Linked DNA regions of Homo sapiens: region 1 is linked to region 2. The links are chromatin loops, found by intact Hi-C in ENCODE. Cell type or tissue: CD14-positive monocyte. All regions are shown on one strand. Each heading gives the region's core, and the rest is flanking DNA. Links, peaks and the distances in the headings are about the cores only. Region 1 overlaps FCN1 (ficolin 1). Region 2 overlaps LOC105376311 (a long non-coding RNA gene).

Region 1 (2,804 bases), core at 126-2,625, 430 kb before region 2:
GGGTCACTGGCATTCATTGGCCCGGACTCCTTCCCCCAACCCCAAAGCCAGCAGCACCACATCTCTCTGACCCTTCATCCGTTGTCCCCTCTCCCCCCAAGCCCCATGGGACAGGGTCTCCACTCCTGAGACTCATGGGATTAGACTAGGCCTACCTGGATGATCTGGGATCCTCTCCCATGTCCAGGTCTCTATCCCTAACCACATCAGCAAAGTCTCTTTTGCCATGGAAGGTATTTGCAGGCTCTGACTTTGTGTGTATTAGGGCAGGACATTTTTGGCGGGGCAGTGGTGGGGGCAGGGAATTATTCTGCCTACCATGCCTTATACAAAAATAAATAAATCACAGGCTTATACCTGAAAGAATTCCTGCAAATAATAAAAGAATTAGAGCAGCTCAGTTAAATAAAAAAAGGTATGAGATGTGAACAGACACTTCACAGAAGATGACATGCAGGGGAGCAAGGTATTTATCAAAAAGTGCTCCACTTTTCACTTACCAGAGAAATGCAAATCAGCACCCAAAGGAGTCACTGCGGCACCCTCATCTGAGCCTCAGAAGTTAGAAAGATGGATAGCACCAGTGTCAAAGGTGACTGTGGGAGGGAGATTTGCATACACTGCTAGTAACAATGCGAATTGATGGAACCAACCTGGAAAATGGCTTGGCATCAACTGTTGGAGAAGAAGACACACAGTCCTCTAACCTGCCAGTCCCACATCAGGGCCTGGATATGGCCGTCATGTGTACCAGGGAGCATGGCCAGGAATCTTTACAGCCAAATACTCACCATAGCACCAAACTGGAATCAGCCGACATACCCATCAGGAAGAGAATGGATGTTAAAAAATGCAAGGATAGCCATTGGGTAGAACGCCATACAGCCATGACAATTACACAGTGACACCTACACACAAGGAGCATGAGTCTCACAAACATGGCAGCAAAAGGAGCCTGTTCAAGAGGGTATGTGCTATGGATTCCATTGTAGATAAAGTTTTTCAAAAGCAAAAGTAGCCAATGGTATTTTGGATGCATATTTAGGTGGTAAATGTATACAGGAAAAATAAGAAAGTGATTGTATTTGAGGGTGGGACCACATGGTGACTGGGAAGGGACAGGGACAAGCCTCTGGGGTTCTGGCAATGCTCTGTTTCTTGACCCAGGTGGTGATTGTAAGGATGTTTGTTAACTAGTGATGAAAATAATTAAGCTGTACTTTTGCTTTATACACTTTTGAGTACATGTTATGTTCCACAATTTAAAAACTACTTATAAAGAAACTGCACATGCTTGGATCCAGGAACATGAGCTACAGGCACATCCTCCACTGATGCCCAGTGTTCTTGACTCAATACCTGTAAGGAGAGGTCCTTGTAGCCCATTGGGGGCTGACCAGACCCTACTACGCCCCTGCCACAATCTCTAGTCCATCACAAAATCCACTATTGGGATAGTACTTTCGTCCCTCAGTAGGTAAGCATTTTTACAACCTAGGAAGACTTAGCTTTAAGTCTAGAAATGATTAGTATAAATATAAAATATAAATATGATTAATATAAATATAAAATAGCCATAGAAATATGCCTTTTAGTTTGTTTTTTGAGACAGAGTTTTACTCTGCCACCCAGGCTGGAGTGCAGTGGCGTGATCTCAGCTCACTGCAATCTCCACCTCCCAGGTTCAAGAGATTCTCATGCTTCAGCCTCCCAAGTAGCTGGGATCACAGGCACACACAACCATGCCCAGCAATTTTTTTGTATTTTTAGTAGAGATGGGGTTTCGCCGTGTTGGCCAGGCTGGTCTTGAACTCCCGACCTCAAGTGATCCACCCGCCTCTGCCTCCCAAATTGCTGAGATTACAGGCGTGAGACACTGTGCCTGGCCAAAATATGCCTTTTGTATTAAGGAATCTGGACAGGTTTGATTTTTCACAGTCTTGTAATGTTTAAATAATTTGGCCTATTATGAAGAATCTCACAAATCCAATATAAAATGTGGAACTAACTAATCAAAATCATCTTGTAATATTACATGGAAATCTTAGTGCGTTTATACACGGTATTGGCATATTTAAGAGACTTTGAGCTCATTGCATTTCTAAGTTAAATTATTAGATTTCTTAAGATTTAAGTTAAATTATTAGATTTTTAAAGATTAATTAGTGCTAAGGAGGGTTTTCTCATTAGACAGCTGAAATGCCGCAGGAGAAATTTGAGTGTATTCCACTTCTTATTGCAATTTTAAATGTTTGAAGTTATTTAAAGAACTAAATTTATGGTATCCAAAAGCTCTAAAAAGGTGACTCTTAAGATTTGCAGGTCTTATAAATAGAAAAACAAGAACTGTAAGCCAAACTTAAAATATTCAGGATGAATTGAGTTTTTGAATTTGTAGCTTTCAGAAACTGAACATTAATTTTAAGAAGCAAAGCAGGCTGGGCACAGTGGCTCACGCCTGTAATCCTAGCACTTTAGGAGGCTGAAGTGGGTGGATCACTTGAGATCAGGAGTTCAAGACCAGCCTGGCCAACATGATGAAACCTCCTCTCTACTAAAAATACAAAACTCCGCCAGAAATCGCTTGATCCCGGGAGGTGGAGGTTGCAGTGAGCTGAGATCGTGCCACTGCACTCCAGCCTGGGGAACAGAGCGAGATTCCGCCTCAAAAAAAAAATAAAAATAAAAAGAAGAAGAAGAAGAAGGAGAAAGAGGGAGAGGGAGAGGGAGAGGGAGAGGGAGAGGGAGAGGGAGAAGAAGAAGAAGAAGAAGAAGAAGAAGAAGAAGAAGAAGAAGAAGAAGAA
Region 2 (2,804 bases), core at 263-2,762:
AGGGGTGGTTCTGCTCATCCATCTGCCCCTCAGCAGCTCATCTGGTAAGCCCTGGCCCCTGGAGGCTTAGAGAATCCCAGCTGGAGTTGCTGTGGGTGCAGGAGCCTGCGGAAGGCGCCGGCTGCAAGTGCCAGGTGTTTCCTTGGTGGCAGAGCTGGCAGGAGCTTGGTGAGAATGACCAGGCTGTGCATGCATCCAGCCCCTCTCTGGGAAAATCATCAGCCTGGCACACAGTTGGTGCTCAAAATAGAAATGGCTAAGCCATTCCCAGACATGGCTACAGTGGCAAACAAAATAGACGTCGCAACCTGCTGCATTGAGCAGCTGCCCACGGGAGGACAGACCAGAAACAGGGCTCCAGCCCCACTGAGTTCCATCCCCGTCCACCACATGGCTGCTGGCCGGTCCTTGGAAAAGCCCCTTTCACACCGTCTGACCTCAGTTTCAATACCTATAAAATGAGAGTGTGGGGCCCGCCTTCCCAAGAGTGATCGGTCCGGCCTCTCCATAGGACCTGCTGTGGTTGGCACAGGGACGGCTGCCCTGGTTTCCCTTCAGGAGGGACCTGTCACCCGGCCCCGGGGAGTGGCTAGCACACAGCCTCCAGCTGGCAGCTCCTCCGCACCCTAGGTCATGCCCCTTCCCACGCTCTGTAGGTGAGCCACGGCCGTGTGCCGCAGGACACCAACAGGCAGGACGCAGTGAGGTGCAGGACACTTTTCTGGGGGTCCCCAGAGGGCTGGACTAGGCCTTATGAGGCCTGCACCACTATGCAGCCGCCTTTTCCACCCAATCTGGCTTCTTCTTTCCCTTCTGTCTTAGTCCATTTGAGCCACGATAAAAGAAAACTACCCCCAGACCGGGCAATTTATAAAGAACAGAAATGTATTTATCACCATCTGGAGGCTGGGAGGGCTGAGCTCAAGGCTCCATGAAGTCCTCTGGCCAGCAGTCTCTAGAACACCCCAGAGAAGGCAACTCGGGAGCGCTGGGTGGGTGAAGTGGCTACAGCAGCCCTTCCCAGCGGTGCCAGGCTCCGTGTGGCCTCTCATCCACCTATTGATAGGCAGGGAAACAGGCTCAGGCCGACTTGGCCACACTGGAACCCAGACCCTCAGCCATCCAACACTAAAGCCTGTATCTTAACCCACACAGCTTGTGGATACCCGTCTCAGGGCCACCTTGCTCTTCACAAAGATGGGCAAACTGAGGCCTAGAGTGAAGGACTGAGGCTTAGAGTGAGGAACTGAGACCTAGAGTGAGGAACTGGGGCCTAGAGTGAGGAACTGGCGCCTAGAGTGAAGGACTGAGGCTTAGAGTGAGGAACTGGGGTCTAGAGTGAGGAACTGGGGCCTAGAGTGAGGAACTGGGACCTAGAATGAGGAACTGGGGCCTAGAGTGAGGAACTGGGGCCTAGAGTGAGGAACTGGGGCCTAGAGTGAGGAACTGGGGCCTAGAGTGAGGAACTGAGGCCTAGAGTGAGGAACTGGGGCCTAGAGTGAGGAACTGGGACCTAGAATGAGGAACTGGGGCCTAGAGTGAGGAACTGGCGCCTAGAGTGAGGAACTGGGGCCTAGAGTGAGGAACTGGGGCCTAGAGTGAGGAACTGGCGCCTAGAGTGAGGAACTGGGGCCTAGAGTGAGGAACTGGGGCCTAGAGTGAGGAACTGGGGCCTAGAGTGAGGAACTGAGGCCTAGAGTGAGGAACTGGGGCCTAGAGTGAGGAACTGGGGCCTAGAGTGAGGAACTGGCGCCTAGAGTGAGGATGCGACGAGCAAGCCCTGGTGCCAGTTGCAGGTCCGGGGTCTCCAGCTCTGAGGGCAGAATGCACTAATGCTCAGTGTCAGAGAAGCTCTGGGGGCTCTAGGGATTTCCAGGGAACCCTCTTGGAATGTGTCGGGGCTGGAATGGTGGCTGTCCTGGCTGCAGCCCCAAACCCAGGCTCTCTGCAAACCCACACAGGCTCTGGGCTTTGGGACGAGCAGAGTGGGGAGCGGCTTGTGCAGGCTGAAGTTGGAGCCAAGCAGAGAGGCCAGTGGGAGGGGGACCCCACCAGGGCCCCAGCACAGCCCCCACCCCATCCTGGCTGGGGGCTCACTGAGCAGCGACTGCCAGGCCAGAGCTGCCTTCCTTCCTAAAGCCTGGGGCCCCGCCTCCCGGGACACGGCCCAGAAAAGGAGGAGGAAAAGTTCATTTCCTGAACACGCCTGGAGAAAGAAGTGTGCAGCCTGTCCACGTGGCAGAGTTTGCAGATGCCACCGGCCTCCCGCAGGCTCAGGGTGGAGAGACATCCTGCGTGGAGTGCAGCGCCCCTTCTCGTCCGGGTCCCTCCTCCTTCCCCGGGGATCTGCTCCTTCCCCGAACCCCTCCTGCTTCCCCGGGAATCTGCTCCTCGTTCTCTCAAGACAGCAGGGCAGCGGGGTCCTAAGGTGCCGATCAGGGTCAGGGGGTGCCCACCAGGCCTCTCCAGGCAGCAGGAACCCACCCAGCCCCCTGAGGCCCAGGCAAGGCTTTCTGGCGGCAGCCAAACCCACACTTTGTCAGCTTCCTCCACCTGCTCAGTGAGCCCAGGCCCCAGGGAAACAGCTGAGAACAAAATACATAACGTCTCTGCAAAGGGACATCCCCCAGCACCCGGAGGAAGGATGCATCGAGCAGAAGCCAGATCGGTGTAGAGCCATGGGTGGGCACCGTCCCCTCGAGCCCTCTGAGAAGGCTCCAGCCAGAGGCAGGTGCAAGGGCAAAGCCAACTGCCACGAGGCCCAGGCAGTTGCACCTGGACAGAGGGGCTCCTGGGGTGTGGGA

What was found. Peaks named below come from ENCODE experiments on the same cell type or tissue, not always from the same donor. Only the 100,000 strongest peaks of a DNase experiment are listed, where the experiment ranks them.
Region 1: it touches region 2 in a loop (9-fold over the local background); 1 of 110 quality-filtered maps calls a loop at or near these places.

Annotation. Positions count from the first base shown.
Region 1 is chr9:134,905,873-134,908,676 of GRCh38, reverse strand. FCN1 (ficolin 1) reads left to right here. Exons shown (of 9, transcript NM_002003.5): 9 at 1-2,804. Among named protein-coding and RNA genes, the nearest start is that of FCN1, 11 kb to the left of the region's middle. In CD14-positive monocyte, for the core only: no CTCF peak of the experiment used is centred there; no DNase peak of the experiment used is centred there; H3K4me3 peaks cover 194 bases; H3K27ac peaks cover 856 bases.
Region 2 is chr9:134,474,932-134,477,735 of GRCh38, reverse strand. All of the region lies in intron 1 of LOC105376311 (a long non-coding RNA gene), which reads right to left. Among named protein-coding and RNA genes, the nearest start is that of MIR4669, 97 kb to the right of the region's middle. RefSeq lists an enhancer at 1,694-2,195. In CD14-positive monocyte, for the core only: no CTCF peak of the experiment used is centred there; a DNase peak (open chromatin) is centred at 1,275; H3K4me3 peaks cover 917 bases; H3K27ac peaks cover 1,674 bases.